Linked DNA regions of Mus musculus: regions 1 and 3 are each linked to region 2. A link is a loop called in an ENCODE intact Hi-C map of the cell type or tissue named here. Cell type or tissue: left cerebral cortex. All regions are shown on one strand. Links, peaks and the distances in the headings refer to the core of each region. The heading gives the core; the rest is flanking DNA. Region 1 overlaps Diaph3 (diaphanous related formin 3). Region 2 overlaps Diaph3 (diaphanous related formin 3). Region 3 has its middle 22 kb from the start of Gm32815.

The links. A loop is a pair of places that touch in the nucleus more often than their neighbours do. Peaks named below come from ENCODE experiments on the same cell type or tissue, not always from the same donor. Only the 100,000 strongest peaks of a DNase experiment are listed, where the experiment ranks them.
Region 1: it touches region 2 in a loop (2.5-fold over the local background); 11 of 42 quality-filtered maps call a loop at or near these places.
Region 3: it touches region 2 in a loop (2.8-fold over the local background); 3 of 42 quality-filtered maps call a loop at or near these places.

The regions. Positions count from the first base shown.
Region 1 is chr14:86,655,574-86,663,546 of GRCm38, forward strand. Diaph3 (diaphanous related formin 3) reads right to left here. Exons shown (of 28, transcript NM_019670.2): 28 at 1-1,009. The coding sequence ends at 750. Among named protein-coding and RNA genes, the nearest start is that of Gm32969, 130 kb to the left of the region's middle. In left cerebral cortex, for the core only: no CTCF peak of the experiment used is centred there; DNase peaks (open chromatin) are centred at 4,636 and 5,154.
Region 2 is chr14:86,769,864-86,777,836 of GRCm38, forward strand. It overlaps Diaph3 (diaphanous related formin 3), which reads right to left. Exons shown (of 28, transcript NM_019670.2): 26 at 2,744-2,839; 27 at 2,223-2,282. Among named protein-coding and RNA genes, the nearest start is that of Gm33025, 21 kb to the right of the region's middle. In left cerebral cortex, for the core only: no CTCF peak of the experiment used is centred there; a DNase peak (open chromatin) is centred at 3,662.
Region 3 is chr14:86,318,371-86,326,343 of GRCm38, forward strand. It overlaps the pseudogene Gm4350. Among named protein-coding and RNA genes, the nearest start is that of Gm32815, 22 kb to the left of the region's middle. In left cerebral cortex, for the core only: no CTCF peak of the experiment used is centred there; a DNase peak (open chromatin) is centred at 4,115.

The DNA.
Region 1 (7,973 bases), core at 2,351-6,350, 110 kb before region 2:
GGTAATTTTAGGTCAAAGCCATAGTACTGAGGGTGAAAGTGTCCCCTTGGCTAAGACCTAGGTAGTACTGTGATGTTGTGATGATATATATGCACACACACACACACACACACACACACACACACACACACACACACACACACACACACACACATATTCCTACTTTGCAAAATGCCTGTATGTTTTGCAAAGAAAGTGCAAACATTCCTACTGCATCGTTTTTGGAAGTGTGTCTTCCAGTGTTAGTTAATGTGAGCCAATACTGGTCATTGTGGCTTGCACACACACACATTTCTGACTCTGTATTGGAAACATTTGGGGCTATTCAGATAGCAAATTTGAAGTAGGTAGGGACAGACACCAAGTCTTCAACCTGATGCTCTTTCATTAATGTTGAAGTGGTAAAAATTACTTAGAAAGATTTCATTTTCTTAAGGACACAGTTGAACACATGGCTGTTTCCTTGCTCTCTAAAGCAACAGGTATAATTTAATTGGCAAATACAGAATAAAGGAATACCAGAAGACAAAAATAAAAGCATTAAAGCCCATTACAATCTTGAGTAATGCAAAAACTTCAAGCATACAGGAAAAGTATTGCAATCATGTATTTAGCTTTACTTTTTCTAATATATATCATAATTTAGAACTATATAAAGTCACTTACATAAAAGTAACTTTTCAAGTGTTACAGCTGAAAGCATGGCTTGGTGTTTGGCTTAATCATTTTTTTTTTTTAACCAGTTTCATTTATAAAGCTCGTAATCTTGCCAGCAGGGCTTCAACTTCAGGAACTGATTCGCTTTTAGCAACAGAGCCAAGAAGTTCCATTTCCTTTTTTTTGTTGCTTTCTGCATTACAGGCTTCCTTCTCAACTGCCTTGATCCTCCCTGTAGACGCATGAGTGTCTAGATTATAATTAAGCTCCTTGGCGACTGGAGTCCTGGTGGAGTTGCAATTGATACTGTGGTGTGGACGTGACCCTTCTGTCAACTGCATTTTCTGATTTTCTACAGTAAGGAAAAAAGAAACATGAAACTTGTCAGTGTGAAAACCAAGGTCCAGGCATGTTATAAAACATCTTTTTAACTACTGTCAGTGAATAAGTCCTCTTCCATAGACTAGAGATAGCTGGTCGGAATGTAGCTATAAAGTAAACACGTAGCAGTTAAGAATTGATTATAGTAGAAAATGGCCTATTTCCTTCTTTTATGCTGAAACATCTGTTACCAGGACACCATCAGTTTTATCCCATGCTTCATTCAGGATTTGGTTAAACAACAATAACACGCAGAGGCAGTCTCTAACTGTTAGGATGGACCTCATGGCCTGCATCACTCGGTTTCTTCCCCTTATCCTTGGCTCAGAGCATCACAGCAAGCACATGTACCACATGCATAGTTGACTTGTCTACTGGGTGTCTTTTCACTAGGATGTACATCCCACTGAGCAACAGCTTCATTTTCAATACCATGTAGTTTCAGTACCTATAATAGTCCTAGCTAAGCTAAGAGTTCAATAAACACACTGGGTAATAAAGAGTCTGCATAGATTATGACCCAACAGAGGAATTAGACTAAGATTTTCTTTTCAAGGAAAAAGACTGGCTCTCTTAAGAAGTATAAAATTAAAAAAAAAAATCCCTTAAAAAATAATGAAGTTGTCAGGCAAATTGCGTTTTCTAGCAAACCATACTTACATAATTATGTCATAATGACATTGAGTAGTATATCTACATCTACATGTGTGCATACATACATACACATACATACTGGCAAGAGACTATGATCTTGACTCCATAATGGGCAGTGATTAAGTGCTGCTGGCTGATTCTCTGAGACGTAAACTTTCTTCTAATTAACCGACTCTCACATTGTGCAACCTTAAGATCGAGTCTCTCATAGGTCTCCAACTTTTAAAAAGCCGACTGTCTCAATATTCATGTAACCTTGAAGAGGGTGTGAAAATGGCTCCAACAAACTTGACATGACATTTAAAGTTTTTTTGGTTATTCGCTGAGAGATGTTCCATTATCCCCATAGTAATGACTTTGGAGCACAAGCAGTCACTCATGACAGTGTGTTTTATGCGAGCGCTGAAAATTCCAACCGAAAACAGCTTGTACATTAAAAGGTGGCTGCTGAAGATATTTACTGCACTGTCATTTCCTGACCAGGGGCTTCCAGTGATAGATGAGGATTTTACACAGTTTCTTGGACAATCTCTACAAATTCTAGAAGTATGATCAGCTTCTAGCTGTGGGAAGAAAATAAATACACTTTTCTTATCACTTTCTCTATCAGGTGGGCAACTGTTACTCAAAAATCAAAATCTAACCGAGCAGTGATTTTTTTTTTTCCTTAGAGGGGTTTATGCGCTGCAGCTTACAGTGCATCTGTGCCTGCAGCAAAGAACACACACTGGACTGGTGGTTCTGCAATTCCCAGGGCCACATAAATGAATTGTTTCTTACACCCACCACCCTCCACCAAAAGGTGTGTGGAAAGTCCATTTGTAGCTAAGTGCTGAGTTTCAGTCAGCATAGTGCTCATTCCTAAATCTTTCAAATTTCAAATGACTCCAGGTCATTTGATGTCTTGTATATTACAAACATCATGAGACTGCCAACAAACAGGGCTATTTTGCTACTGGGCAACTCTAGTTAAAATCTTGGATTCCTGAGAGTACACTGGCAAGAATATGGATCTGGGATACAAGAACATAATACATAAAGCCCTACAATATAGTTATACACAATCAAGGTCAATTCTGTATGTGGAAAAGTAAAAAGAAAAAATAAAATGGGATTTTAGGTAGACGTACTATGAAACCTGAACTTTAAAGGATAATTCCATCCCTTTGAGTCCCAGATTCTATAATAAATCTCACAGAGTAGCTATGGGGATAAAGAGATGAGAGCTGGGTGCTCCTATTTAGTGTTACTATTGCTGCGATGAGATACCATGACCAAAGTACCTGAGGGAGAAGATGGCTTCCTTGGCTTACATTGTTCATCACTGAAGGAAGCCAGGAGAGGAGTTCAAACTTGGCAGGAAACTTGAGGTAGGAGCTGATGAGGAGGCTATGGAGGAATACGGGTATTGGCTTGCTCCTCATGGCTTGCTCAGTCTTCTTCATAGAACCAAGGACTACTGGTTCAGAAAAGTACCCTTAGCCATCAGTCACTAATTAAGAAAATGCCCTATATATAGCAGGATCTTATGGATGTATATTCTCATTCGTGGCTCCCTCCTTTCAGTCATCTCTAATTTATGTGTCAAGTTGACATGACTAACAAGTAAAGCAAAAAGAATTTTGGTCATGTGCTTACATTAGTTACTGAGCAAGTTAGTGGCAGAAGCCAGGTGCGCTCTCAGGAGATACTGGGACTGTTTTAGACAAAGCTGAAAACATTTGCCAAAGACAAGTGTGAAGTAATTCAAAGCTGAGTTTCGTAACAATGATATCCTGAATCCTTACAACTTTGTAGAGCAGAAAGACAGAACCAGCTCAGCACAGTTATGGTCAAGGTCACATCAGCCCTTTCTGTTCTGGTCTCAATTACGTTGATGACTGAATTCTAAGCTTGACCTCAAGTCATTGCAATATCCTACCCCATTCATCCTTCCATTTTCCTAGACAGGCATATCCTACTCTTTCTTCTCTTTTCAAACCTCCAGCATATAAACCCAGCCATTTGGCCCATTCATACATCTCCCCTTAGCATCTAGCATCTGTCAATACCTTCCTTCCTATTAGGATGGGTCAACATCCTGCTATCCCCAGAACAAGCTCTAGGGTCTCACTCCTGCTGTGCTAATGCCTTCCCTTTGTCAGCACTCCCCCTTTGGAACTATCAAGGTGTAGCCCTCCCTGTTGTCATCCCTGTCCTGGCTAATTTTATGTCAACTTGACACAAGCATGAGCCATTTGCAAGGAGGAAATCTCAATTGAGAAAATGCCTCCATAAGAGACTGCTATAGGACATTTTCTTAATTTGTGATGGATGTGGAAGGGCCGAGCCCATTGTGGGTAGTGCCATCCTTGGGCTGGTGCTCCTGGGTTCTATAAGAAATCAGGCTGAGAGAGCCATGAGAAGCAAGCCAGAAGCAAGCAAGCAGCGTCCCTCTAAGGCCTCTGCATCAGCTCCTGCCTCTAGGTTCCTGTCCTGTCATCCTTCAATGATGGACTACATCCGTGGAAGTGTAGGTCAATGAAACCCTTTCCTCCCCAGCTTGTTTTATGGTCATGGATTTCATTACAGCAATAGAAACCCTGACTGAGACAAGTCTCAGCATACACATTTGTTGTGATAACTTCAAACTCAAGAGAGAAGGGCATTTTTATTTGTTTTCACTTCTGCCTCTGCTATGCCCTCCATGCTAGGCTCCTTTAAAGAACCCCTTTGAAGAAGCCAGACTCTTGCCTCTGGTCTTCCCATTTATGCTCCTCTTGAACCCACACTCATCCAATTTTGATATTTTACTCTTCTCAAACAATTCTTGTGAATGTCACCAGTGGACCAACTGTTGAAACAAAGGACAGCAGCTACTTAGACATCTTTGCCCATGAGATGGCAGTTGAAGTGTCCGGCACAGCCTGGCATGCTTCTTTTAGCACTTTGGTGTTTGAACTTCTCTGAAGGCTTCAGCCAATAACCAGTGGGCCAATGCAGGGAAAAACATTTAGATCCTTTTTGAGAAACTCAAAATAGTCATGGGTTTGCCATTTGGGATAAGATGCTAAAGGAATGGCATGGTATTTGAGTCCTCTGCAGTTTCAGAAGGAAACACTTTCATGGAAGCAACTGATAAGATGTGAAAAACGAAGATAGATGCTACTCCACAGAACCCCTGGAAAAATAGCCAAGTGTACAAGGCACATTAAATGGGAGAGCTTGTGGCCCCATCAGCACTTGCCCAATAACTATTCTCTTCCAGAAGCAACACTCCCCTCTCTGCACAGCAACAAATCCACCAGGCCCCTAGTTGCTATTTGGATTAAATTTTTCCATAGCTGTCTTTCAAACAACGTAGGACTAGCAATTCTGTAAATTAGAATTCATGGATTTGCAGAAGTAAATTATAATTTGATGTGGGTGGCTTCATCCTTCACATCTCAAGTTAGAAATACAATATGGCACACTTGGACATATGGACTCGGTGAAAGGTAAGGCTGGTGCTGCAATAAAAAGAGAAGCGTTTCTATTTATCCTCCACAGAAATCTTTGCCAACACACATTTTAAAAATGGAAACTGAAGATACTAAGGCAAAATAGGATGACTGCTTGAGTTTTCTAAAGGGAGTACTTTTGTACAATTTTATGAATCAAATCCTGGGCTTTCCTTTTTTTTTTTTCTTTTCTCTTTAAGATATTACCATTGATGTCTGTGTGTAATATATCCAGGACCCCTGCCAATACTCAGGGCCACTGGTAATGGCAGCACCGCTAGGCGATGAGACAGCTTCTATTCTTAGTACCAAACACATAAGGAAATCCAATACACATATCCTGTATGTTTATCTGTGGAACTATTCAGGATAAAATACATAGTATTTTTTCTATAAAGTAGGAAGACTACCGAATTTCAGTTTAACTCTCCATATGATTCTTCCTATAAGAATCAAATCAAAGAGCCCACCATAGCTTTCCATCCCTCTGTGAATTGAAAGTTGGACTGTTGGAAAGCCAAATTGCTCTTAAATGCAGAAAGCCCACAGGACATAAACATAAAAATCAAGAATGCAAACTATACCCAGTGTTGGGTTCCATATAGTGTTTGGCAGAATATAGATTTAGATGATAACGACATTCAGAAACTACATCCATCTTGTACTACTATTCTCGTTGCTCCTCCAGAAACACAACAGCACAGGAATCTAGGAAAGATGCTGACAATGCACACAGAGAAACACACAGACAGACAGACAGACAGACACACGTGTATTTTGGCATCTAAATGAAGTATTTCAGAGAATAGTTGCTATGCATCTTCCATGCAGAAAGCGGCAAATAGCAGTTATCGTTCAGAGGGGCCTTTCCTTCCTTTAAGTAAGCATATTTCTCCATCACACCGTGGTTCCAATGGGCACTGGCTTCTTAGGCATGCCAGCTCTCTGATGCATAAGGAAATTGAGCTTCCACCTCTCCGAGGCCAATGGCAAGACTGGCAGCTTTGACAGGAGGACTGCACGGCACGTGAGCCCTAATGTGACTTCAGTGAGTTTCCCTCTTCTAGAAATTTGGTGTCTTTTTACAATTCCTTACATTTGCTCTTAGCTATTACTTTGACCTACTAAGTAGCTGTGTTCTTCACCTGACAGCAGCTTTATTAGGGGAAAAGGAGTGAATAACCTATAAACATAATTTTTAAGGCACCACTGGGTATGCACAATAGTAAAGTGTGTGACAAATATATGTTTTTAATCTATGCATTAACAGAAGTTAGTGCTGCCCACCAGCAGTCTGTATCTCTGGGACTTCCCTACTGCGGATTTACTGATATAGACGAGGAATAGTCTCCTTGGTTTCATTTTGCTCTTTTACTTACACACACACACACACACACACACACACACACACACACACACACACACACACACAAATACACACATGCACACACACACACACACACACATGTATGTACGTACACACATGTCTGCATACACATGTATGTATGTACACACATGTCTCCCCCCCCACACACACAATGACAGATGTCCAAAAGGCCATTTTATGTGGTTAGCATCTTTAGAAGTACCAACTAAGCCATCGGAACCATTTGAGTAAAAGCAGAAACATCTGAACAAAATGCGATCCCCATTCAAATAACGAACTCTCTGGAAGGAGAAGCTATCTCTTAAGCTAGTGTGTTTTTTGTAAAAGCTCATATACACAGTTACTTTCTCACTTTACCATGTCATAAATAAAATTTCAAAAGCACCTAAGCCAGCTGCCTTGCTAGTGTCAATGCTGGGTAGGTCAGAATTGAACATCTGACTGGGAGGAATCTTGTAAGGGCCCAGGCTCAGCAGAAGAGGTCCAGCCCCTTTCCCTTAAAGACACTGGCAATGGAAGGGCCCCCATTTCTGACATCCTACCGCCTCCCTTTCTGACAGGCCATGGGTTAGGTGCCCTTTCCAGATCTGCTTTCCTATTGCTCAAGTCTTAGGAATCTTAAGTCCTAGAATCCTTTGGTTTTTCATTCATTCTTCACTAAAATTGTCCCCTAATTCTTTACTGAAATTGTTCCCTATGAGTGCCCAAAACGTCAAGGTTCTTAAACAAAACTGTCTCGTGCCTCATTTCTCCTTGACACCTGGCTTTTGTCCCAGCTCCTGGAAGGTGGCCTTTACGTGTCTGCAATATTTTTACTCATGCTAAGTCTCCCAGACCTGCATGTTTAGCAAAAGAGCTGATAAGTTATGCTAACTAGTGACTCATGGCAGTGTCCTAGACAGTTTGCAGACATGAATGATGTAGGATGGGGTTAGTCAGGCTAGCAGGATGTGTCTGGGAGGGCACAAAGTTTGGGTTGAGTGATGTTAGCCTATTCCCTAAGAATGGCAAGCACCATTTAAATTCAGGCGTGTGGCCGATGACTGGATCAGTTATATGTAAATAATGAAGTCTTAGTTTGTATGGAGCACACTTAACTTCAGGTGAATTTCCTTGTTTGGCAATATACTTTCTCTCACACAGCAGTGGGAAATTTGATTTGCCTTGCGTACCAAAACCTGCACATGCTCAAGTCCTTTATATAAAACAGTTCAGTGTCCCTCTAAGCTACCCGCACCCTCCCATGCGTGTAACTCATCTCTACATCCCTTGTAATATATAAGTAATGCCATATGTAATTCATTAGTTCAGAAATAAGAAATATCTTAACAGTATAAATGCATTTTTTTTACATGTTTTCATGTACAGTGGTTGAGGTCACAGACGTGACATCCCTGAATGTAGAGGACTAACTA
Region 2 (7,973 bases), core at 1,316-5,315:
TACAGAACCTCAAAAATTATAAATTTATAATAGGTGGCAATGTCCAATGGACATTCTTTAATTTCTCAACCTTAAACATGATAGCCAAAGGATATTCTCTTGATATTCCATCACATAATAAAAATAAAGAAAGAAAACATAAATATCTGTACAAATTCATTCTTAACATATATGAGAGAGCGCTCGTGCCCATGATAAGCCTCTTTTCTGCAACCGGTCACAGGCCTTAGCTGGTATTTATGTCTACCTTCCTCTTCTATCCATCCTGCATCTTCTCCACTCTCAGGAAGCAGCTCAGCAGGGCTTGGCCCATTCTTTCCTTCCTGATTGGCCTGTGCCCTTTGTCATCCTGCTTGGATGAGGCTGTTGTACTTTCCCACTGACTTTAATCACAGGACACAGTAGCACCAAGAGATGCCCCAAAGGATTTCCTGCACTCCAGACATAACCTCTTCTCTCCACTGTGGAGAAGCAATCTCATTTCCACATGGTACTAGATTAATCGCCACTCTTAACACTGTTATTCCTTTTGTTAGCCTGCTGCTTTAGGAGCATTAGGAGCCCTAAAAGGTCAGGGAGAAGTCTGAGTTTCTCTTACATAGCTTTTGCCTTCAAAGCATCTACAATACTTATTTTAAATTAAGCTTAGGATGCTGTCATAGTAATATAATCACTATGCTTAGTGGTGGGTTTTCTTTATGATTTTGAACAGGGGGCTGAGTTGTTACTACAAAAGGAGATATGTTACAAAGACTAAAAATTCTTTTTTCTAATACTAATACAACGATTCCACTCTCTTCAGAGATTTTATATTGGTATTTACTGTTCCCCTTCCCACTTCTGACCAGATTGATAGCCAAAGAATCAAACTTAAAGAATAATGTGCATACGCATAAGACTTTTACTAGTCTTTGAATTTTAAATGCTCAAATGCCTCTATGTAGTTAATGTGGTAGTCATCAGAGAACTTAACTACAGCCACAGGACTGTCGGGAGCTCCGTCCTCCTGGAGCTTCTAGCTCTGGCAATCTATGGATTTCCATTTATTTCTCTGCTAAACAAAATCATCTCTAAAGTTCAGGTCCCCACTCTTCTCTCAACTTCTATCTATAATTCTGTGCCATGGTGGAGCGAAACCAACCATAAGCTAAGGCTTTGGCTTACTTATTACTCGTAACGAACGTCACTTGTTCCAATTCATTTTTGCCATTCTTAGAACAAGGCGAATCAAGAGCTGAAGCACACTAAAAAGTTGACAGGTCTATTTAAAATTCTGTTACAGATTTAATCTTTCTGGTCATTTCTTAACCATTTACTAAGAATATTCTGACCACTCAGATACTCTCTGGATTTTCTTCCTTCGTTAACTATTTTACCTCCCTTACAAGTGTGATACACACACCTTCTTAGTCACACCTTAATACTCACAGAAAGGAACTCGAAAGCACTCCCCAGTGCTTCAGATGAAGTCTGTCAGGTAGTTTTTCTGTTAAATCCAGCCAACTTTGATAACAACCTCAGCATGAGGCAATGGGAGTCACAAAGTATGAACATGGATGACAGACATAAGCAGAGTCCAAGAACAGAGACTTGCCAGAACAGAAACCAAATGAGTAAGAGCAGACGCTTTTAAGACAGAGTCACAGACAGGATAGAAGGCATTCATATGGGATCTTTTAAAAAACTCAACTCCTTGGCAAATGTTAGAGATGAAGATAAGTCACTCCCATTTAGCAACTGTAGCATCGTCCACTGTAAACAGTCTATGCGACGCATCTGTATTTACAGTTTCTCCAAAGTTGAATTCTTTGCAACTGCACTGACAAACAAGGCAAGGAAAGATGAACACAGGTCTCAATACTTCACATGTATCCTGATGATTAGTGGATCTGCAACTTTAAAGTAGTTACCATGAAATGGCATTGCTCTGAAATACCGCCGTAGCCAACTCTGATCAGAAGTGTGCAAATGTAACTTCAAACAATACAACTATAACAAAACATTCACTTGCGACCTAATTAGAAAAACAGAAGAAATAACTTCAAGGAAATAAGGCAGTATGGAAAACAGAGCCCGTCATCTCAGAGCAAAGACAAACATCTATGCATTTTTTTACTCTTGGAGTTATACTGAGAACTTCAATAGCAGTGTAGTAAAAATCACAGACCAACAGGATAAAAGCAGGTAAGAATAGCATGCAATTTATGAATAAAGTTTATTACCATGGTTACAAACTTTGAGAACAGGCCTCTGAGACATCGGGCTGAGACTCTGCCGAATATCTGTTAAAAAGAGAGAGAGAAACTTAGTATCTGTATGTTTGACTTAAGAAGTAAAAGAATATCCTGTGATTTTCCCAAGCTTAGGTCTTTTCAGTGATGGTGCAATGCTTGACCGCCCTGAAACACTCGGAACAGTGATGCTTGGACTTTTACCCCACATTTAACTGTGGGACGCTAACCTCCACTGGGGCAAGGTGCATATGGGTCTCTTGATGAGACTCATCACACCGGTCAGGATTGTCTAGCTTCAATGCACATCGATTTGTTAATGCACTACTGACACCAGCCAACTGGAATGCATCTCTCTCTGACACCTGTCTCTGCAAGGGATTAAGCAAATTTAGGAAAGTTAGAAACAATTTCTGCCCACAGCACTGTTCTTGTGACAAATGACTTTAAAAGAATTAAGGGGAGAAACCGCTCTTCCCTAGAAAGTAACATGAGATAAGAAAAGAATTCACCTTTCAGCTTTGGTGTCCTTTTTCTTCTGTCGCGGAAGGCAGCCCCTGACTGCAAGGCCTCCAGCAGACTATCCATCACTCCTGTCTCATCTCCCTCTGTGAAAAGAGATGCAGGGAATTCCATCAACCCTCGGGGTTACCAGAGCAATGTCAAAGCACACATGCAAATGCGGGCGATGGTGGTGGCAGAGAGCAGAAGGACAGAACATCAGAACTAGACCAGGAATTTCCAAACAACAAAAAAAATTCCAGCTCTGTCCTAAATCAGCCATTTTTTAATTAGAGCCATCTCAACAGTGTGTCTGTGTCCTGCCCACTAAAGAGGACAGGGCTTCTCAGACGCAGTGTGGAGCATTGCTTATATAGACCAATGGCACGGTGAGTTTAGATGGAATGTACTTCAGTGTCTGCAGTCATCATAAATCATATTTTTTTCTCCTAGAAATGAGTTATTTTTTAAAGCATAAAACTAGTTTCTAAAAGCGACCAGGTGTATGGTACAGTGCCTATTATACAGAAGCTGGGCCTGCCAAAACTTACCATAGAAAAGAAAACTTACCATTTTCATGCAGGACTCTATGAATGAATATATTTCTAATTACACACACTCACACACACCCCTGATATATAATTCTGCTGATAGATAAAATATGTATATTGCCCTCTGACAAGCTTTCATATGATTCATGAAAGTTATCTTTTACAAGTAAGATGGTAAACTCAGAGATGATTTTAAGAATTTAAAGGATAGCATTCCTTAAGCTAGTTCTTTCCTAAGAACTTTGTTCACTGTTTTTATTTCCCCCTTTTGGAGCCACACTCTCTTTATAGACAACTCTTGACATGTGACCATGGCAGAGTACAAAACCCCACTCCTTACAGTTTATAAACAGATGCAGACATAGAACTATGCGTCAGCTGCTTTGCCATCTGCTCCTGCCGCACAGTTTTAGATGAGAGCTAAACCTTGGAGGTGTGATCAAAAATGGTGGGTGAGAATCCAAGTATTTAGAGGTTGTCAATTTACACATACATTTAATTCTGAAGCATTTCAATGTTTACTGTAAAGTACACTAAATATTTTAGACAATTTAATAAGTAACTACTTACCTAATCTTTAAAAATTTACACTCAAATTCAAGTATATTTTTGCTATACATAAGTTCATGTAATATTAAATATTTAAGGTAGTTATCAGTGAAAGTAAACATTTAAATAAATGAAAGAATTTGCTTTTTTTTTAAATTTAGTATTATGTTTGATTGCAAATAAAAAGCAGGAAAAAAATAGAGAATTTGTTTAGAGAAAAAGAGAACATAAAAGTGTTGGTGTTGCTCCTGGATTGTAAACCAGTTATAACTGAGTATGGCTGCTTCTAGATGATTATACTGTATGGGCGCTAAGTTACTGCTGGGTGTTGACTCTATTACGGCTGCAGTCTCCCTTTTTCATGCCTTTGAACATGCAGCTCTCTATAATGAGGGTCTTTTACACTGTCTTCCCCAAGCGAGCTCCTACCACTACTTCAAGACAGAAACTGAGACCATGTGAGACCATGCCTTGCCCCATATGTGCTAACTTAGTGTGCACACATGATAACACGTCCTTTGGAAAGTTTTGCTGTTTCCTAGACTGTACTATTTAGGAGACAAGTATGTCCTGGAAGACAGGGATCGCTGAGGAAGAGCTTATTCCGTTCATCACACACATACACACACACACACACACACACACACACACACACACACACACACACACACACACACAAACACACACACACCCCATGGCAGGGTTTACTCTGTGTAGCCCTGGCTGTCCTGGAACTCACAGAGGTCTACCTGTTATGCTTTCTGAGTCCTGGGATTAAAGGCATGTACCACTACTGCCTGGTTCTATTTAATTTTTATAGGTAGCAAAATTCAATTATTTTCATAGACACAAGTTGTCTCTTCCATTATATTTGCCTATGTTCTTGGTTAGGGACATAATCATGCCTCATATCATTGCTAAAAACCTCTGATTTGAACTTTAAATAGACTTGTGGGCATGTCAACTCTATTCATGCTGAACAGAACTAATATATAAGATGACAAGCTATAAGGAGGATGTTCTTCCCATGCTAGGTGTGTTTTAGATACTTATCCAACACATGTTTACCTGCCATATGGTATTGTGCACTGGAGCAATACTACACACGTATGATACCTAGGTTGTACAAATTAACGAGAACTCCCTCCAGTTCTCAGAAGCAGACTGGGGTAGATGTGAAAGGGTGGACACCATCAGAAGAAGAGAGGTCTTGGAAGAAGAAGTAGAGATGGAGGCAAATGTGCAAAATTAAAAGATGTATAAAGCTGTTTAAATCTTTATACATACATCTTTCTACTTATACACCTAAGAAATAAGGTCAATTTACATAAAAATATAGCCTCATTTCTTCTGTGAAATAAATAGACCACCTGAAATAGTGTCCCGGCAGAACTGAATAACACATTGCCTCCTATAATTTGTAAATGGAACTTTGAAAAGTGCAGTGTTGAGGAAAGGCCAGTCTGGGAGGAGACTTCCAAAGTAGAGTCAATGAGGTGAGGATGGGAAGGAGGGGCAGCAGCTGAGGAACAGCTGAGGTCTTGGTGCGCATGGATGGAGGAAGATGAAGTATGGGAGAATTCTGAGATGGGGGGCAGTGATGGTTAGGTGCTATGGTAGTGGGAGATGACCACAGTGACCAGCAGGTGATGTCAGGGTATGACAAAGGCACACTATTTTGAAAGACATTCTCTTATTACAAGTAAGAGTAAGATGGCACCCCAAGGACTTGTGAAAGTCCTCAACATAAAGCATGGGCCCACACGCCATTTTCTTCAGCCAAGACAGAACATTAAAATTGATGCAATCAAGAAAGAGTGCATTCTACAAGCTTCCTGAAGTCTGAAAACTAGCAATCAAACCCAAACAACTTACAAAGGAAATACCCGAGGATGGGGTAGACTTCTCGATAGCAAACTGAATGTCAAAAGACAGGAGGTAAGTGATTTCTAGCTTCTGAAGAGAATTATTTCCAGGTAAGCAGTGGTTCAGTTGCCAGTAAGGTAGGGACAGAAAATAGCCATGCTCAGGCAATTCAGTCACCAAGACATGATTTCCTAGAGACAGGAAATGTGTGAGGGTTTGGATCTAAAATGTCTTCAGAATCCACATGCTAATGGCTTAGTTGGCATAGCTCTTGTGAAGAGAAAGCTGAACCCTCAGCAATGGACCAGTCCACTGATGAGATATTTGATGAACTATTGAGAGGTGACAAATGCTTAGGAGATGGCACATTATTCCTTTCAGGGTGCCTCTCCCTGGTATCCAGGCTTTTGGTGACCATGAGATGAGCATTGCATTTCTGTCCTCACCTGGAACATGGCCTTTACCATGGCCCAGACACAATGAGACCAGCTGATAATGGACTAAAATCTCTAAAATTGAGTGCCCAAAGAAATGATCCCCCTGTGTCTTGGATATTTTGATAAAAAAACAGAAGACAGACTAACACATGGTGCTTTGGCAAAATAAAGGAGTAAAATCAAAACAAAACAAAACAAAACAAAACAAAACAAAAAAACAAGTGGGAGAGGCAGGAAATGAGACCCAGGAAAGGCAGAAGACAACCAGTGAATTTAAGAGGACTCCCAGGCTTCCCAGGACCTAGGCCAAGAGTCTGCAGTTTATGGGGGAAAAAATAAGCTGAGAAGAGGAAACGGGCCTTAAGAGCTGATGTCTGACCATTTAGAAAAATCAACCATGGATGTTTATACAGATCTATTATAAGGAGTTTGAAAAACCAGAGACAGATAAACACAAATCTTAAGCACTTTGTTTTTAGTTTGCATTACCTTAGAAATATACACTGTGATAACAGTTCCTATGGCCTGCATGCTGGTGGCCTAAGAGCACTGGAATCCTTAGGAGGAGAGTCATTAGGAAGTGATAAAGTCAGGGGAGCTCAGATGGATGGGGACACTGCCCTTAAAAAGGCTGTTGGCCAGTTTACTCCACCGCCACCACACGGGTCCAAAGGAACAAAGTGTTATTTGTGGAGAGGAGGGAGCCCTATGCAAAAACGGAGTTCACAGAGGCTCTGACTGTAGATATCTCAACCCCAAGAACCATGAGCCAATACATCTCTCTCTCCTGAATACAGACTGCCATGTGGACGGAATTTTGTTTTAATAGCAACAAGGAAACAAGGAATATTTAGAATGTGGCAATTTTAGAAATGTTGGTTCTTCTGATGGCCATAAACTCTGCTGTGATTACACTGAAGGCTAACAGGGCAAAGCTGTCAGTGGTGCCAGGTAAGCACAGGTGGGGGGAATCCAAGGAACCCAACCCTCAGGACACTCACCAGGGACTCAGTCTAAAGTGAAAACTGTAATCGGAAAAGTGACTTTTACGTTCCTGAAAGTTGAAGAGGAAACTGAGATAAGGACACTTGTTTTTACCCTAAGGCGGCCATGTGTGGGAAGGAGGAAGACAGTTCACTAAGGGTATGCTACAGCTCGATGGAAGCTGGGTCAGAAAACTGAGCACATCCTAGGGGAGGGGGACTCAGCATGGGGCAAATGGCTAGAGGCCCAGAGGTTTCCTGGACAGCCACACCTTAAGGACTGGCTGGGAGAACAGCGGAGCGGCTGGAACAGAGGATAGTCTCTGCTGACAGAGCTTTACAGCTGGGCGTCTGGAGGCCAGTGAACCACCTGCAGACCTCAGGCATGAACAGAAAAGAGCAGGGGGCCAGAGGGAAGGAAGCCGATGCTGGAGAGGGGCAGCTCATTGAAGAGAAGGCTGGACCGTGCTGAGGAGTCTGGAGTGTATCTTTATGAGTGATGAACTCCCTTTAATTTAGAAAGCATTGCTGTCATATTTCTACCCAGAAAAGCACTCTGCGACAGTCACCTCATGGCTTGGCAGAAAAGGAGAGACATGGTTAGGGTGTTCAGATGACAGTGGTGACAGTGATAGTGTCTAAAAGAGGAAGAACAGAAAACTCTTGCTCTGCATCTAAGGGGCTTTTATACATAAAGATGAGGATCAGTTTCAGGTTGCTGGCTTGGGTTTCATGATGTACATAGATAGCACTCATAAAAAATGGGACCATCTATGGTAATAAAAGAAACTGTGCCAGGGAGGGACCTTAGTTTGGGATGTATCCAGATTGACAGGAGATAACCAGTAGGTATTA
Region 3 (7,973 bases), core at 2,132-6,131, 450 kb before region 2:
AGAAAGGTTGAATTGCCAAATGTACAATATAGCAAATTCATGATCTGAATCCCAGTCCCATCAATGCCACCTGTGGCCAAAAGCAGAAGAAGAAAACGAAGCCAAGCATCCCTTCAAAGACATTTATCCTGTGTCTATATATCCAAAGTACTCACGTGTGAACCAGTCAACGCATGTTCCAACTGATGCTAATCTCAAAAAGTAATACATAGTTAAATCATCTTTTAAAGTTTTCCTTTTTAAAATATATGTATTTAGCTAAGTTTAAAACAACATAAGTATCTATCATCAGAAGATGAAATAAAAAAAAATGTCTTCTATAAACACAACAGAATACTTTTGAGCCTTAAGGAGGGAGGGGGTATCTTATCATTTGAAACAACATGGACGAAGCAGAAGGACATTATACTAAGTGAAATGAGACAGGCCTAAAGAGACACGTTACCATGATCTCACTTGCAAGTCAGAGCTACCAAAAAGTTGAAGTAGAGAAGCTAGGAATGGTTATGAGAAACACTGATACTCTCTTCATAAGAAAAGTTCTGAAAACTTGGTAGCAAAAACATGACAGATTTATGTCCAGTTCTGCAGAGGGCGAGCATCAGCTTAGACTAAGGCAGGAAACAGTAGCATTATATATCTAATAACATGCTTCTGCCCCCTGAATTCTTGGTTGTCTGAATTCTTCTGGAAGGTAGATCCTTCCCATTTGTCTAGCGTAGACTCTATCCCAAATCTCGAGTCCTCTTGGGCCTCAAGAAGACCGTTGAGAACAAGTGGGATTAGTTAAAAACAGATTGTATTGAGTAGTTTTTTTTTAAAGATTTATTTATTATTATACATAAGTACACTGTAGCTGTACTTCAGATGTACCAGAAAAGGGCATTCTTATTACGGGTGGTTGTGAGCCACCATGTGGTTGCTGGGATTTGAACTCAGGACCTTGGGAAGAGCAGTCAGTACTCTTACCCACTGAGCTATCTCGCCAGCCCGTATTGAGTACTTTTGCATTGATAATTCATAATCGAAATTGTTCTAAAATTCTCTTTTTTTGTCAGGTCCTTCTGCGGTTTAAGTACTATCAGCATGGACATTTCAATTAATACTTAAATCTAGAAACTGAAGAGATGGCCCAGCAGGAAAGAGTATTTCTTGATAATGCAGAGGACTTGGGTTCATTTCCCCATACACACATGGCAGCTCACAACAGCTGCAACACAACGTCTAGGAAATCTAACACCTGCTTCTGGCATCATCAGGCAACAAGCACACAAGTGGTGAATGCATACACGTGTACACACTCACACATAAAATACAAATAAGTCGGTTTTAATTAAAATAAAATGTAATCGTGTGTCCATAAAGAACAGAAATTTCAGCCGGGCGTGGTGGCACACGCCTTTAATCTCAGTACTCAGGAGGCACAGGCAGGCAGATTTCTAAGTTCGAGGCCAGCCTGGTTTACAAAGTGAGTTCCAGGACAACCAGGGCTATACAGAGAAACCCTGTCTTGAAAAACAAAACAAACAAATAAAAAGAAACAAAACAAAGAATAGAAATTTTAAAAACTTAAAAACGTACCCCAAACATTGCCAAGTAGAAAGGTAATGAGAACTTTTCCATGAAAAAAAGGCAATGTTAATCAATGCACTTGTAGGATGCTCCTTTCTTATTTATGGAAGCAGAAGCCATGTGTTCTTTAATGACCGGAGACTAGGCCTATGGCATCCTTATTTCCGAGGCTTGATTTCCAAGACTCTCTGAATGAGAAACTAATAAGAGATAGCTTGGAATGAAGAGAAATAAGACAGGACTAAAGATGCCCCTCTTGCAAAGAATGCTATCTATTTCTTGAGCACAAGGCTCAGAGTTTGATTCTAGGCACAAGACAAAGCAAAGTTTTAGAAGAAACCGCTACAGGAGCTGGAGCTGTATTCTCTTTGCCTAGAAGATTTGGCTTTTCTTAATCCCTACCTGAGACAGATGGACAATCTTCTTGAACTCACACTTGATCATGTCACAGATTCCCTCAGTATGGGTGATTCTGAAATGTGTGAGGAAGAAATGATCACATTGGTTTCTCAACTTCCCACGTTTCCCTGTCTCCAGAAACTCTGTGTAAATGGTGTCTACTTTATATATGGCAACCTGAATGAAATCCTCAGGTGCCTGAAGAAGCCATTGGTATCATTTTGCATCAATAACTGTGAACTCTCACAGTCAGACTTGGATTGCCTGCCCTATTGCCTGAATATTTTTGAGCTAAAATGTTTGTACCTTATTGATATACCTTTAAATCATTTATGCCTTGATCCTCTCGGGTTTCTCCTTGAGAGTGTTAGACATACCCTGGAATGCTTGGAATTAAAGTCATGTGATATGGGGGAACCTCAATTCAATGCCCTGCTGCCTGCCCTAAGTCAATGTTCCCACCTCACAGATGTCAGTTTTTGGGAAAATGAACTCTCTCTGCTGTTCCTGAAACAACTTGTGTAATTAATGACTACTTCATAATAAGAGTTCCCAGATCGCAACATAGAAAAAAGAAATCCATCCTCAGAGCATAGCAGGCACTAGGCTATGAGGTAATTCCGGGCCTTCCTTCTGAGCATCACAGGACCTATGAACAGGGTGGAAGTTATTCAGTAGCATTTATTGAAAGGTCTAGTTCAGTGCCTTCCACGGGTGGGCAGTCAAAAAATCTTATTTGGAGATAATATTTATGCAATGGTAATCAGACTCCTTCAGTGTAGCAATTTTGGGGGAGAATATTGTCTGTGCTGAGGTTAAGCTTTGTGAGGTAAAATAATAAAAGGAAGGGCAAAGACCAGATGTGGAAAGTATTCAGAAGAGAAATTAAGGTTTAGGCAAATTTTACATAAACATTGTCAATTACAATTCAGAAAAATAAATGCATTTACAGAAAAGTTTGAAACAAGCTTTGCTCGGTGTGGAAAGTGCATCAAAACTGCAGGTGCTTTCATTCCTTCTAATTTTATCAACTCATGCACACTTACTCATTCAGGAGTGAAGGGGAGGAAGCAGACGGACTCTGACCCTTGTTCCAGGGCAACTGAGATCAATTACCTATAATTGAGTCCTTTTGCCTTTGTTTCTTGAGGGCCATGGATACTAAATTAACAAATATAAACACTTTCCCTAGAGTTTTGTCGCAGGAGAAATCGAACTGCATAATTTTGTAAACTGTTTTAATGTTGCAGCTCAACTATACCAATGATTCAAAAGTTTACAAAGTGTAGGAGGCTTTTGAGTTGGGAATCTTTCTGAATTTCCATTGCTGAACGTGTGGTCCAGCAATGAAGAGAACTTGTTGCTGTTGCAAAGGCTCGAGGTAGAATTCCCAGGACCCACATGGTGGCTCCCAGGTCTTCCCATCAAGACCCTTCCTCTGACCTCTGAGGCACTAGGTACTCAGGTGGTGCCCATACATGCATGCAGGCAGAAGAGTCATACTCATAGTCAAATCACTCATAAACACATCTTTCAGGCTGTATTTCTTTTTCTATCTAGGATAGAATACTTATTTTCAGGGATGGTTTATGGGAAGGCAGAAATGAAGGCAGACAGAGGAGCAGAAGGTTCTGCCAGTCACACGTGTCCCCGCAGGTGGCATGATGGTGTGCTCTTCCAGTGCATCCACTAGGAAGATGCCTGCTTTAGAAGCTGGGAAGGCATTCGGACTCAAAACCAAGATTCCAAAGTTAAGGAAGCAAATATCTGGAGTCTAATCAAATCCATTCACTACTCGGAGATCAGAAGAAGGCTGCTCAGCCCCCAAACCCTCTCTTAGAAACTCATGGGAACTGGAGTTTTGTGCAAACTTCAGGTTAGTGAACGACTGAATTCATTTCCCTATGATTATCCTGTTTCGGCATTTTAGAATTCTCCCGATCCCCCTTTTCTCCCATTTTGTCACCTAATTTGAAACTCATCAGTGGCATAGCTTGAAGATTCCAGTAACTGCTTTAAGGAAGGTTTCACCTGATGTCTCATGAAGTTGGAAAACATTGCCTGTACTGCCTGGTTAGCAGAGACAATCAAACTTAAATTAGAAGTTGTTTTCTTTTCTAGTCGAAGGGATTTCATAGACGGGCCAGGCATCGGAAGTGTGAGAGGCAGCTCAGTTCCCAGGAGCAGCAGTCACACAAACATCCAGAAAGGAAAGCCTAAAAATAAGAACTCCTTCCTCTCCCTGGCTGTTTTCATTTCACACAGATTACTCTCGGTGTGCATACCCCAGTGTCATCTTTGACTTCCTTTCGCAGGAAGGTCTGTTTTCAAAATTTAAACACACCGGAGCTACAATAAATCTTTGCAAGCTGACACTGAAGCCTTGGGAACAAGTCACTCTGAAAACTCGGAAAGGACAAAATTCCAGTCTGTGTGAGACCAACTTCAAAAGTATTTATTTTGTAGGGAGATACCAATCTCTCTCTCTCTCTCTCTCTCTCTCTCTCTCTCTCTCTCTCTCATACACACACACACACACACAAAATTAAAGTCATAGTTTGACATCCTTTGCTTATGAAGCTTATGAGTGTAAATACAAACATGTGTACACACATACACACACAGTTAAAGTCATAATTTGTTATTCTTTTCTTATGAAGCTATGAATGTAAATACACACACACAGAGCGAGAGAGAGAAGAAGAGAGAAAGGGAGAGAGGGAGAGAGAGAGAGAGAGAGAGAGAAATTTATCATAAAATCCACAGATAAAACACACAGAAGAGACCAACAACATTGTTTTCATTCTTTGCAATATTTGAATACTTAAAAATTACTAAACGAGAATATACTCTACTCATAGGAAGATATTTTTAGCAGTGATATTCTAGGAGAACTCTTTCATAATGGCAGTGTGTGCAATAAGTTGACTTAAAGATAAACAAGTAAAAAGCATGAATCAAGTCCTGTTATGGAAGGTTATCTGAGACAAAACACCGAATGGAAAATACCATTCTTTTTAAGCAAGAAGGAACAAATATTTAGGCTCTATTCACTTAATCTGAAATTTCTAGTGAGTACCCATAATACTCTGAGTCACAGCTTTGTTTTCAAGCAAGTTTCAGGATAACCTCATGCAGGAGGTGATGAATCTGAGAGTCTAAGAGCAGAAAACAGAAATTGAAGCTGAAGAGAACAAAGACAAGGACAGAAGCCAGGGCAGAGCTAGAAAATGACAGAAATGTGTGGCCATGAGTCCTCAGGTCCCTGCATCTGTCTAGTTTTGCATAGAGATTCTCAATATCAGTTCGGCAAAGATCTTGTAACAGCAAAAAGGGAATCCGGGGGCGGGATGGTGGGGGAGAGCATGAAGACTCTATATCACATCATCATGATTCCCATCTTCATGATTTTCTACTCAAATCCCCATAGTGCAGAAAAACTTCCAGAAGCTTCCTTGCAGCTTCTTTGGGCATTAGTCTGTTCTCATTCACCTCCCCACTATGACCTGCTCTTTCTTATGATCTTTGTTTGATGTGCTCAGATCAGCATCTTTATTGATGTGTTCTCACAAAAGCTAGGTATGGTGTCTCTGTAGAGCTAAGGGGATGGGTCATTCAGTAAAATACTTACCACACGAGCATGAATACCTGAGTTCAAATCCCCAGCATCCACATAAAAACTGGGTGTGGTCATATATAACTGTAACCCCTACTCTATGAAGTGGAGGAGGAGCAACGGAGGAAGCAAGATCCCTGAGGCTTACTGAACAGCCACTCTAGACAAGACAATGAAGGGAAACAGAAGACAACTAATATCAACCTCTGCCCTCCACATCCATAAGTACCTATGAGCCTGCACACACCCCCACATACATGCATAGACACAAACATGCACACATGGACATACCCCATGCATCATAAAAGAATTGAATAAATCATCTAATAAGTCACAGCTTTAATAATCTGCATTGATAGTAAAATTATTGAAATTTCCCCTTGAAGTCTATAGGACCCTTTATTTTTCCACCTCCTGCCTTACTGAGCTAATTCATACTTCAAATATCCACCCACTCCATGATTTGTTCAGATGCTGCTCCCTAATGCTGAATAGCCTGCCTTCTGCTTCATCACAGCACTTAGCACGGCCACCCACAGCACGGGATTTAGTGGCTTGTCTTCCCTTCAGTGTCCAGAACAGGCTCACAAAACCGTCTCTATGCCAGGGCTCAGCCCAATGACTGTCATAGCAAAAGTGTTCAATAAAATGCCATTGAGCAATCACGAATAAACAAATCTCAGATCGCTTTAAAATCACAAGAAGTAAAGGGACTGAAAACACAAGTCAATTCTAACTTCAAAGGCATTCTTCTTCCAGAAAGCACCCTGGTGCCAAGCAAATCATGGATAAATGTCCTTTCCTGGAGATACAGCTGAATACTCTGTCTTCCCTAGTAAATATCAAGGGAGAAACAAAGTTTAAATGCAGCCTTCCCTATGCCTACATCAGCAAACACTAGGAGCTCGATAAACGTTTGTTTATTATCCTGGTAAGGTAGGTCCTGCTTTGTCTCTTCTTGGCTATTCAACTGTTCAGGCTATTGAGGATGCTGCTATAGAATTTTGTCCTTAAGATTGTTGTCCAGGAACCAGGAACCTGGGTATCACAGGAAACCAACCCATTATAACTTTAGAATCCCAGGCCCTCCCTAACTCTTCTAACTTCGCATCTGCATTTTTGTCATGATAACCAAGTAACTTGTATACACAGTGAAGTTAAAGAAGCCCCGCTCAGGAATATTAAGTAGGGATGAAGGTGCAACTCCTCCCCAAACACTTGCAATTGAAGACAGAACTCAAACCCTTCCCGTTGGAAAAAAAAAAGCAATAAATAAGTACTGTAAAATCAAGGCTAGTGGAAAAGAGGACAGCATTAGTCATTGTAACTTGAAAACATACAAAGAATAAAATAATGCCCATTCCAAGAAGTTCAATGCATCTGGGAGCCACTGAGCTTTCAATGAAGGTGCTGTCTTCTAAACGTGATGGGTTCACAACCGAGTGTCTGGATAAAAGGAGACAACATCCAAATTCACATGATGAGACTTATATTAGAACTAAAGAGGAGCTTCCATGCAGTGAGTCATGGGAAGTTCAACAGCCATAAGACCTTGTATACACTGCAAATAGCTCAGTTTCCATAGGGGAAGTGCAATAAGAAAGTACTCCAGTTACAGTATTGCCTTCAGCGTGAGTTGCAAGAATACCATGCAAACACTCAATACACATACTAATTGCCATATCATAATTACATCAAAAAACAGGCAGTTGGATATTTTGGCATGGTTTCCCTCCCTGCCGGGCTTTAGCTGCCCCACATGTCTTCCTTCCCAAGCCATGGATGTTGATAATTAAGGGCATAGGTGATCATAATCTCTTCATCCTGTATAAGAATATGCAAGTGTTTTCTTACATTTCCTAGGTGGTCCTTGGATCTTTATCAGATTTCAAATCCCTACTTTCCGTGTGTAAGATGGAATAGCACAGAGCAGGTGCCATAGTAGGACAGATTCTAGTTCTGCCTTCCTCATTGTGTGACTTCCAAGTGGGGACAAGAGTGTCGCCACAATCAGTGCAATAACTGGATAGGCTTTTGTACCAATCAAATGAAATGTTATCCGAAATGGTACTTTATAGTTACGAAGGGCTTCCAGATTTTAGTACAATTATCATTAAGGGACATTTAAAACATCGTTTCCTATAAATAGCTCAGTAGGACACCCTCAAAAAAAATCTATACCCCTTAAAGAGCTATGGGATTGTGGAAATGGCCGAGAGGCTTGCATGCCTATCACCTAAGCCCCTGACATATGAAGACGGAGGTGACTGAAGGGTATAACCAATACAAATAGCAGCAGGGGTCTAACTAGAAAGAAACTTCAGCTGCATGGTGACAATGAGAGGTGAATGGTGACAGCTTCTGGGTGGGCTGCTATGGGCCATGG